Regions from separate parts of the Homo sapiens genome. Here region 2 is linked to region 1. A link is a loop called in an ENCODE intact Hi-C map of the cell type or tissue named here. Cell type or tissue: CD4-positive, alpha-beta T cell. All regions are shown on one strand. Links, peaks and the distances in the headings refer to the core of each region. The heading gives the core; the rest is flanking DNA.

Region 1 (5,374 bases), core at 130-5,129:
AAAGTGTTGACGAGAATATGGAGAAATTGGAACTCTGGTGCACTGTTGGTGGGATTGTAAAATGGTGCAACCAGGCTGGCGCAGTGGGTCATGCCTGTAATCCCAGTACTTTGGGAGGCTGAGGTGGGTGGATCATTTGAGGTTAGGAGCTTGAGACCAGCCTGATCAATATGGTGAAACCCCATCTCTGCTAAAAATACATAAAACTAGCCAGGCATGGTGGTGGGTGCCTGTAAGCCCAACTACTCGGGAGGCTGAGGCAGGAGAATCACTTGAACCTGGGAGGCAGAGGTTGCAGTGAGCGAAGATTGTGCTACTGCACTCCAGCTTGGGCGACAGAGCCAGACTCTATCTCTAAAAAAATAAAATAAAATGTGCAACCAATAGGAAATAGTTTGGAGTTTCCTCAAAAAATTAAAAATAGAACTACCATATAACTCAGCCATTTTACTTCTGAGTATATATAAAAAAGAATTGAAAGCAGGGCCTTGAAGTGATATTTGCACACCCACATTCAGAGCAGCATTATTTTTTTCTCAAGCTGGAGTGCAATGGTGTGATCATAGCTCACTGCAGCCTCAAACTCTCAGGCTCAAGTGATCTTCTTGCCTTGGCCTCCCAAGGTGTGGGGATTACAGGTGTGAGCCACTGTACCCAGCCTGAGCTCTTTTAAAAATATTCTACATATAAGTGAAGTCATGAAATATTTTTCTGCCTGTGTCTTAAGCAAAGCTATCCTTCAAAAATGAAGGAGAAATTAAAGTTTTTCCCTGACAAGAAAAAGCTGACGGAATTTATCACCACTAGACCAGTCTTAAATGTGGATTTCTAAACCTTGCTAGTCAGTTTGCCAATATTTTAACTTATACCTGTAGCATTTTAATGTCTATTTTATTCCATAAAGATGTATTGGGTACCAGATGTGTGCTTGACACATGGTTACCTGTGGGTCTTTTTATTTCAATTTCATCTTTTACACCAAAAGCTTCTAGGCCTGCCTCCACTATCCAGGTGCCCTGCACTCTCCATTAGGGTGCTGGGGCTAGGGCTCAGATGCCTAGATTCTCCTGAGAACCATCAGCCAGGGAAGAGGAGTTGGGAATGGAAAGCTGCCTTGTTTGTCCGGTACATATGCATATGTAGTTACTGGGGAATTGTAGTTACTGGGAAATTAAATCAGGGCCAACATGTGCATGTTTCTAACGTGGGGATAGATTTCTTCAATTCATTAGATCAATTGAGAGATTCTTAACTGTTTTGAACAGACAAATGTTGACAGGAGTTTATTTCCAGAGGCATATGGACTAAGAGTTTAGGTCTGTGGTGTATATCAGGGTGGGGATTGTTAAGGAAAAGGGATATCTGGGTATTAGGGGAAGGGGTGCACAGATATGTAGGACCGACCCACAGGCCTGGGTGACATCTGGACATCGCCTTACCAAGGAGCCCCGGTGCCCTCCTCAAGCCCTGCCCAGCTCCTTTTCCTGCCTGGCCACAGCCTGGGATGTACCTGGCTTCCCTTTATCTATAAAAAGGAAAGGCTTCCATTTATTTTAATATGAATTTATGCACATTCTACAAAGGCATTACCACACCTGCAGAAAACCATTGTTCGTACTTGGAGGGAGTTTTGATGATCATTCCTGTTCTGTGTATAGTTCACATTTTTACATGGAGATTTCTGTGTGTGTATCCTGCCTTTTTTGCTTTAATAGTACATGAAAATAATTTCCCATGATGTTACATAGTATTGATAAACAATTTTTCAAATGGTTCCATAATATTTTTAAAGAGACTGTCTACCTGAGTTTCTTTAATTTCATATTCCCTGTGGCTTCAGATGTTTCCTTTTTTAAGGATAATGCTTTGATAAGTATCTTTACACGCGTACGCGCACACACACATCCATCTCTGATCCATCAATCTATCAAAAGAAGAGGAGGATGGAGAAGATGGAGGAGGTGAGGGAAGAGGAAAGGAGGAGGGCTGCTCCTTCACGTCGTGAGCTCTGCGGGTGGTTGCGGAGCCTGGGTGAACACGACCGTGACCGTGGCTGCGAAGGCGGGCCCCGCCCTCTGACTGCGGACTACGCGGCGGCGCCTGTGCCGCAGTAGCGCTGGACCTTGGCCTCTGGCGGTCTCTGGCGCCCCCTCCCGTTCGCATCGTGAAGCTGGGCCGAGCCCGCTGCCCGCCGTTCCTCGCTCCTGTCTGCACCTCCTCCTCCGTTTTGCTTCCCTGCAGCTTTTGCCCCGCCCCCCTTCCCCTGCCTCCCCCTGGCCCTCCGCGTGTTAATTTAGGGGCCCCAACCCGGGGAACCCCTCGCAGAGCCAGCTGCTGTCGTTAGGCCCGGGTGAGTGAGCAGGACGAGAGGGCACGGCTGGCGACGGAGCCCCTCCCAGCGCTGCGGCGGGAGAGGGGGCTCAGCTCGAGTCGCCACCCGGACTCGCCGGACCCAGAGCTCCTCTTTGGGGTTCCCGCTCTCCCGCTCCCCGTGCTCCTGGGAAGAGGTTCTGGAAACGACCGAATCTGGGTGCAATCGGGGTGGCGCACAATCGCGCCCCTCCAGTCCCCTCTGCGGGCAGAGGAAGTGGGACTCGAGGACCAGAGCTCTCGGGCCTCCTGATCCAGGGACCTGCCATTTCCTGGCCCAGGACCCCGGGAATGCCCGAGCATGGCACCTCGACGTGGCAGGAAAACTGTTCAGGAGGCGGCAGAGGAGCCTGTGGGGGACGGGAGGCAGCCACCTCCCCGCGTCCTTCGAACCCTTTGCTTGGGCTGCCGGGCATCAATACCCCAACTCACCCAGCACCCCCTCTTCAGAATAACCTCAAAACCCAACCGGGCTCCTGGCCACAGGGCCTTCTCTTAGTCCAACCACCAGGCTGAGTGAATCCTCGTGGAGCCAGGAGGGTCCTCAGTGACCCTGCACAAACCCGTTATCAAGTCACCCCAAGTGGGATCCAATTAGCATCCTGTCTCACCCAGAATCGCCACTTACCACACCTCTACCTGCCTCTGTGTGCTTGGTCCCCACCATTTCTCCTGCAGTCCCAGACTAAGGAAGGACTGGACGGCCCGACCCAAGCCTCCCGCAAATGATTTTAAGGAAGGAGATGCCCCTCGGCAGCCAGACATGAGGATTGATTCCAGGACTCACCCAGCTGCTGCCCCAGGGACCCCACAGACTTCCCAAGCAGAGCCAGTTCCCTGGGAGGGCTGCATGGAGGAGGAGACCTGCCAACACTGGAGCCGAGGGGTTTCTACTGATTCATTCACAAAGCTTAGATCTCAGATCTTGGACACATGACTGAACTTCACAAAGTCTCAGGATCCACACACATTTTCCATTTATTCTTCTTATTTTATTTTATTTTTTAGACGGAGTCTTGCTCTGTCACCCAGGCTGGAGTGCAGTGGTGCGATCTCGGCTCACTGCAACCTCCACCTCCCGGGTTCCAGCAATTCTCCTGCCTCAGCCTCCTGAGTAGCTGGGATTACAGGCGCCTGCCGCCACACCTGGCTAATTTTTTGTATTTTAGTAGAGACGGAGTTTCACCGTGTTGCCCAGGCTGGTCTCAAACTCCTGAGCTCAGGCAATCCACCCGCCTCGGCCTCCCAAAGTGCTAGGATTACAGACGTGAGCCACCAGCCCAGCCTCCATTTATTCTTCTATCCACACATTCGCCAAGTACAGTCATCCCTCAGTATCCAGGAGAAATTGGTTCCAGGACCCCCACGGATACCAAAACCCACGGATACTCACACCCCAGATATTAAATGGTGTAGTGGTTGCATGTAATGCACACATATCCTCTTGTACACTTTAAACCATCTCTAGATAACTTATAATACTTCATACTATGTAAATAGTTGCTATACTGTATTATTTGTATTATTTTTATTTTATTTTTTTTCTGAATATTTTCTATCTTTGGTTGGTTGAATCTGAGGATGCAAAACCAGGCATAGGGTGGACTGGATGTTGGTCCTGGTATTTGGGATGAAAGGAGAGTGAGAGGGCGTTCAGGGCAGGAAAGAAAGAAGCTGGCATTACAGCCGAGTGCAGTCAGGGACCTTGGGAGGCCTGCCAACAGCACATGCAGAAAAGCTGGGAGCACTGGGGCGAGTTGCTCAACTCCACCTGAGGGGCAGAAGGGGGCCCGGAACGCTGCTGCCAAGAAGTCGCCTTAGAATTAGGCTGTGGGGCTGGGTGCTGTGGTTCACGCCTGTAATCCCAGCACTTTGGGAGGCTGAGGCGGGCAGATCACTTGAGTTCAGGAGTTCGAGACCAGCCTGGTCAACATGGTGAAACCCTGTGTCCACTAAAAATACAAAATTAGCCGGGTGTGGTGGTGGGCACCTGTAATCCCAGCTACTAGGGAGACTGAGGCAGGAGAATTGCTTGAACCAAGGAGGCGGAGGTTGCAGTGAGCTGAGATCTTGCCACTGCACTCCAGCCTGGGTGACAGACTGATACTCTGTCTCAAAAAAAAAAAAAAAAAAAAAAAAAAAAGAAAGAAAAAGAGAAAAAAGAATTAAGCTGTGGGAGGTGAGAAGGGATTTGCCAAGTAGACAAAGAAGGCTGCCTGGGAGCAGGGGAGGTGGGTGGGGGGCAGTAGCTGGATCACAGAGGACAACAGGAGGAGCGGAGGAAATGTTTGGTCAGACTGGTGTTTGGGAAGGTTGGCCACTGGCAGTGTGTATGCAAGGGGGGACCTCAGGGAGCGAAGGTGGGTTAAGGGGGAGCTCAGACTGGTGTGGAGCCCTAACATGGACATCTATGATCTTTCTGCCTTTAGAGGGCTAGTTTTCACCAAGTTTCCACCCGCACTGCAACCCAATGACAATGTTTAAATATTCTGGGTGAGTCATTTGCTAGGATTTCTGCAAAAGTATTTGATTCGATCCATTTATGAATCAAGTTGATCCTTCCTTCCTTCTTTCCCTCCCTCCCTCTCTCCCCCCCCCTTCCTTCCTCTTCCTTCCTTCCTTCCTTCCTTCCTTCTTCTGTCTTCATTTGTTGCTCAGGCTGGAGTGCAGTGATACAATCAGAGCTCACCGCAGCCTGGATCTCCTGGACTCAAGCAATCCTCCTAGCTCAGCCTCCTGAATAGCTAGGATTACAGGTGTGCGCCACCATGCCCAGCTAATTTTTTTATCTTTTGTAGAGATGGGATCTTGCTATGCTGCCCAGGATGGTCTTTTTTTTGAGACAGAGTCTTGCTCTGTTGCCCAGGCTGGAGTGCAGTGGCACAACCATGGTTCACGGCAGCCTGAACTTCCTAGGCTTAAGTGATCCTCCCATCTCAGCCTCTTGAGTAGCTGAGACTACAGGCATTCACCACCATGCCTGACTAATTTTTTATTTTTTGTA
Region 2 (5,374 bases), core at 307-5,306, 230 kb after region 1:
GTGGGTTATCCCGTGGCTTAACCTTATTTATAGGTATAGTGGCAAAGAGGGGAAGTGAGGGTAGATCCTGATGGGGGCACAGTGGAGGGGCTGCAGTGTACTTCAGCATAGGGGTGTGATAGTCCTTAACAGGGAGGGATGGGCCACTTCTGCAGGCTTACAGTGTTCAGAGATATGGTAACCAGCATCCAAGATGGACCGTAATAACCCTTGCCTTCTGGTATTCATGCCCTAGTATAGTCCCTTCTCACGCTGGTTAGGGACTTGATCCTGTATGACCAATTCAGTACACTTGAGTCTACGTCATAGAAACCACTGCAGCTGTTTCCTTGACCTCTCAGATCATTCACTCTGGGGGAAGCCAGCTGCCACACTGTGAGAACAACCCTGTGGAGAGAGCCATGCGGGGAAGAACTGAGGCTCCTGGCCAATAAACAGCCAGTACCAACTTGCTAGCCATGTGAATGAGCTAACTTGGAAGTGGACACTCCAGGACCAGATGGCGTTACAGATGACTTTAGCCTCAGCCAATATCTAATGCAACCACAAGAGAAACCCTAAGCAAGAACTGCCGAGGCAAGTCCTTGAATTTCTGACCCACAGAATATGTAGGCATAATAAATGGTTGTTTTACATAACTAAGTTTTGGAGAAATTTGCAACATAGCCATAATAACTGGAATAAAAGGAATCTGGAGATTCAGGATTTTGGAGGTCATCAACCCAGACGTACCCTGTGTCAAGGTTGCTTCCTTTCCCAGTCAGAGCCCTGACCTTGGCATAGAAGATTTGCCTTAGTTGAGAGTTTCACTTTCCTTGTACTCTACTGCTCTGACCAAGTCCTGAGCCTTGTCCTTAGTGTCCTTTGCCCTTCCACTTCAGGACATGAAAGCTTCTTCATATGCTGCTGCCAAGGAAGCCCCTTGAGGCTTTTACACTTTGTTTCATTGCCTGTTAACCACTCTGTGCCTTTTATTGTCGTTTTGTAGACTGTCAATTGAGCTCAGCAAAGGCACCAAAAACTTTTAGCCTGATTGTTACTATTTCCCCCATGTGCATCCCCCTCCACCAGTAGCCAGCCCAGTTCACCACCTGTGAGAGTTTTAACAATTGAATTGTTTATTTATTCCAGGAGCTGTTTGCACTCCACCTGCTACTAATAATGATGACTTCTTTCTCAGATGGGCAGTGGGTGATGTAGTTCCAGAACTCCATTTCATCCACAGCTTGCTGTCTCAGAGCACTTCTGATACTAATTGTTATGTGTTGAGTTCCCTAGGAAGCAGACCCTGAGAAAGAGTTTAGAGTACAGGATGTTTATTAGGGAGGGCCCTTGGGAGAAACACCTGTGGGAAAGAGTGGAAGGAAGCTGGAGTGAACAGAAGAAGCTGAGCTGTGCTGAAGACCAAATGACAGCCTTAGCCAATCCTGCAGGGAGCTTTGGAGCTAGAATGGCTCTTTGCTGTGCTGAGTTTTTATTCCCTAGACTTGATCAGACATTGGATGGGGACTGCCCCAGGAAAGGGCATGATCTTGGGCATGGTAGCTCCGTGCATCTCAGGCAATTCCTTAAGGGATTTACAGTCCTGAATACTGTCAGCTGATAACTGGGAAACCATCTTTCCTTGAAGAGAGATCTGGGTGGTAGGTCACGGTGACCATGGGAGTTGTTCAACAGACATTGGGCTGAAAGCAAATGGGGTATCTTGATGTTACAGGAATCCCTGCTTACCGGGCCTCTGGTTTAATCAAATGTGACTAGAGTGAGTCCATTTTGGAGTGAGTAACTAGGCACTCACAAGGCACCTATAGGGTTAATACTTAGGCTCTGAAAATAGCCACATTCTAAGTTGACCATCAATTATAAATACAGAATATTTACGGCCATACAGAGCATCTCCCACCAAGCCAGCAGAATGTCCACATGTCCTAAGCATGCAGCCCACTTTGCTTAAAGATAACATTAATGAGCAAGTTTAGGTTGAAGGATTAATGGTCATTAATAACACCAATTGCTCCTACCCATAGTGAACACATCTGCACTTTCCAAGTTTAATTCTAGCTCCTTATAGTTTCTTATAAGTAGGGACACTAACAAAGGACAATGCTTTCCTCCTCTTGCTTTCTGAGGACACCCTACTCTGTAACAGAATAGTTTCCACTAAACTTGCTTCTTTCACTGTGCTCTGTGAATTGTCTCTAATTCTTTCCTGTGCAAGATCCAAGAACCTGCTATTGAAATCTGGATCGGGACCCTCTTTTCTAATAACAGTGAGGCCCAGTGAAAGGACCTCATGAGGTTTTCCACAAACACCGTGATGGAGGAAAACGGGAAGTTCAGCAAATGGTGTGCTGAAGGAAATAGCGGGACAGCAGACTGCTGGGAGAAAATGGGGAAACAATAGATGCTGTTCAGGGGACAGTAGGGATTTGAGGACACTATATGATCTCCCAACACCCTCTGCGCCCCTTCAATTTTCCCCCAACATAACCCCTGAAACACTTTGGTTTCATTGCCTGTTAACAACTCTCTGCCTTTTATTATCATTTTCTAGATTGTCAATTGCGCTCAGCAGATGCACCCAATACTTTTAGCCTTATTGTCACTAGCCTTATTGTTACAGAATAATAGTGTGATGGGGGCTAATGATGAACTCATTGACACAGGAATTTTCTCTCAGCCCCTTTGCCAGACTCGCAGCAAGGGCACCCTCTCTACTCAGCCCGTGCCACTCAACCCCTTGTGGGAGGGAGCACATGAGCAAGTGAGTGTGGGATAAGCTCTTTTAGTTCTGCTGTCCACAGCCCATTGAACAGCGGTGTGTTAGCAGCTCAGCTGGCTCCTGGCCCCGTCATGTGGGGTGGCTGCCCTCTGCTGGCGAGGGCAAAGGGCCAGTGCAACAACCTTTATGGGTACCTGCACTAGGTGGGTCCTGAACCCTAGTTCAGCATCCAAGAAGAATGAGGATGTGCTATCAAGGAGTGAGCAAGGTGGGGGGTTTTACTGAGGGATGAGTGATGAAATAGCTTTCTGTGGAGAGGGGATACGTGGGTGGACCCCCTACCTGAAGGCAGGAAAGCCCCCCAACCCCCCACCCTCCGCTGCAATGTGTCTGAGTCTGGGGCTTTCATGGGCTCAGAATAGGGGAGGGGCAGGCAAACAGGAACAGATGTTTTCACTCTGGTCCAAGGTTTTACCTGGGACTGTCCTCAGCTTGAAGGTGGGGTTTCACCAGGGACCCACCCCTATCTTCCTAGGCATTTGGCTGCCTCTTGTCGCTATCATCATTAGCCTCCATCACATTATTATTCTGTGACTCCCTACTGGACCCCAGCACAGTATCTGTGAATCACCAACAACAGCAAGGGCAACGTCTACTGACTCCATCAGCACCCCCTAGAACAGCATTTTCTACTCTACCTGGCCCTGATCCGTGTCTTCTGACATCCAAATAGCCTGAATCATCACAGTGTCCAATGACTTCACTAGGCCACAGCTCAGTCACAGCTGTTCCGTTTTGAGTTTTAATCTTCTTTTTCAGTAGGCACTCTCTTTGCAACCCAGGGTCCCTGGGTTTTGGAGTATGTAACCAAACTCAGGCCTGGGCCACTAGTTATTTGAAAGCCAAAAGCTCAAAAGCCAAGCTTTGGTAAAAGGAAAGGTAGCTTTACTTGAGAAGCCAGCAACCTAGGGGAGGCAGTGAACTAGCATTCAAAGATTCAAAGACCACCTTACCGAGTTGTGTCTCTGGATCAGGGAGGTTTAAGGGAAATTAGGGGAAATGATGATCAAAACATTTGCACGCGTGCAGTCTCGAGTGGGCAGTTAATCATTGCTTTCTTGGTCAATGTTTTGTGGCCTTCTGCAGGCGCTATCAGCGTATATTCTTATCAGGCTGGTCAGCATGTCCCAGAGTTGTTGGTCAGCGTCTTTTCTTTTATCTCTATTGAAGGTCATGTTTCCTGAGGCTGTTTTTCCTGAATAATCTACAAACTCAAGCAAAGTAATAATTATATTCAAACAAATAAACTTTTCTCTAACATGGAGTCAGTACTGTGAAAAAGTATCCATTTTTAACTGTTGCACCTTGGGTTCTTATTTCAAAAAGTTCCATGAAGAAGATCAGCCCCAGCAAAACAAACAAACAAACAAACAAAAACAGTTGGATCCAGAGATGCCTGAGTTAGAGATGACTTTGGCAACTCTCCTCATTGGCATACTTAAAACCCTGCTCAGGGAGGAGCTTATTTGCCACCTTCTATGCGGAAGCATGTTCACGACTGCACCTGTGCTGCCTTTACTCCACCTCTACATACAATGACTCGGCTAACCAGCCCCACCAAGGCCCTTGTTTTCACCTTCGTTCCAGGAGGTGCTGCTTTGAGGAATTATCCCCAGTGTCCTCCTTGTTGCAAGTAATAAAATCCTCTTGTTAAGTCCTCCTTGGTTTTGGTCATTGGACAGTCACTGCCAAGCAATCAAACCCACTCGTATGAGTAACACCTTGTTGAGATGTAGCACAAGGATTAGTTGGGTATGTACTCTTAGCTTCCTGCTGGTTCCTGCTTTCACCACCCTGGCAAAGAGATGTGCCAATGCACAGAAATACAACTTCACCTTGACTTTGGGGACATCTGCACCGCCTCATTGAGTACATGTCAATGTGTAAGGTCATCTCCACTGAGCCTTGCTGATGCGAGGGAGAGGAAAAGCAGGATCTGACACACTGCCTGTTGCTGCAGGGTGGGAGCAGAAGCTCAGCTCCCTATTGGGCCCTGCTGATGGCAAGGGTGGAGGAAAACAGTGTGTCCTCTAGCTGTTTCCCGCCACTTCATTCTGCCTCATTGATGCCATGTGTGGCTTGATTCTCAGGTCCTAACTGGGATCCACTGACACCCAAGTGGTGGCCTTGTTCAGTCTCATTCCTTCTAGATGGGCCCCACTGGGCCCCACTGACCCAAGGGGTGGGAGGCAAGTGGATTTCTGACTGGCCCTGACTTTTGCTGCATTGTTCAGTCTTTTTGATACCAGGTAGAGTGGAGGCCCAGCTCACACCGGACCTCCCTGATACTACCATTGTGGAAGAATTGGAGGACTGCCTGCTTTTTCCAGGCAGGGGGATGTATGTAAGATCAGATCTGCACCCCACCTTAGTGACACTAACCTGGCAGGAGAGTGAGAGTGCCACATGCTTCCACTGGGCAGAGGATGAAATATTAACTCCCTGCTCTGTCCCATTGACACTACCCCAGCAGGGGATGAGAGTGCTGCCCTGTGCTTTCTGCAAGGTGGTGGGGTGGGGATCAGGTCCCCACTCATCTTGCTGAAATGGGTGGGGTCGGGTTTTTCTATTGGTGTTTGACTGGAGTAAGAT

The links. A loop is a pair of places that touch in the nucleus more often than their neighbours do. Peaks named below come from ENCODE experiments on the same cell type or tissue, not always from the same donor. Only the 100,000 strongest peaks of a DNase experiment are listed, where the experiment ranks them.
Region 2: it touches region 1 in a loop (2.4-fold over the local background); 2 of 110 quality-filtered maps call a loop at or near these places.

Annotation. Positions count from the first base shown.
Region 1 is chrX:47,521,426-47,526,799 of GRCh38, forward strand. No RefSeq gene overlaps it. Among named protein-coding and RNA genes, the nearest start is that of ARAF, 37 kb to the right of the region's middle. RefSeq lists silencers at 2,233-2,302, 2,363-2,412. In CD4-positive, alpha-beta T cell, for the core only: CTCF peaks have their summits at 2,135 (motif pointing left) and 2,338; a DNase peak (open chromatin) is centred at 2,136; H3K4me3 peaks cover 1,074 bases.
Region 2 is chrX:47,749,018-47,754,391 of GRCh38, forward strand. No RefSeq gene overlaps it. Among named protein-coding and RNA genes, the nearest start is that of ZNF81, 85 kb to the right of the region's middle. RefSeq lists enhancers at 180-379, 2,793-2,872, 2,933-2,982. In CD4-positive, alpha-beta T cell, for the core only: no CTCF peak of the experiment used is centred there; a DNase peak (open chromatin) is centred at 2,874.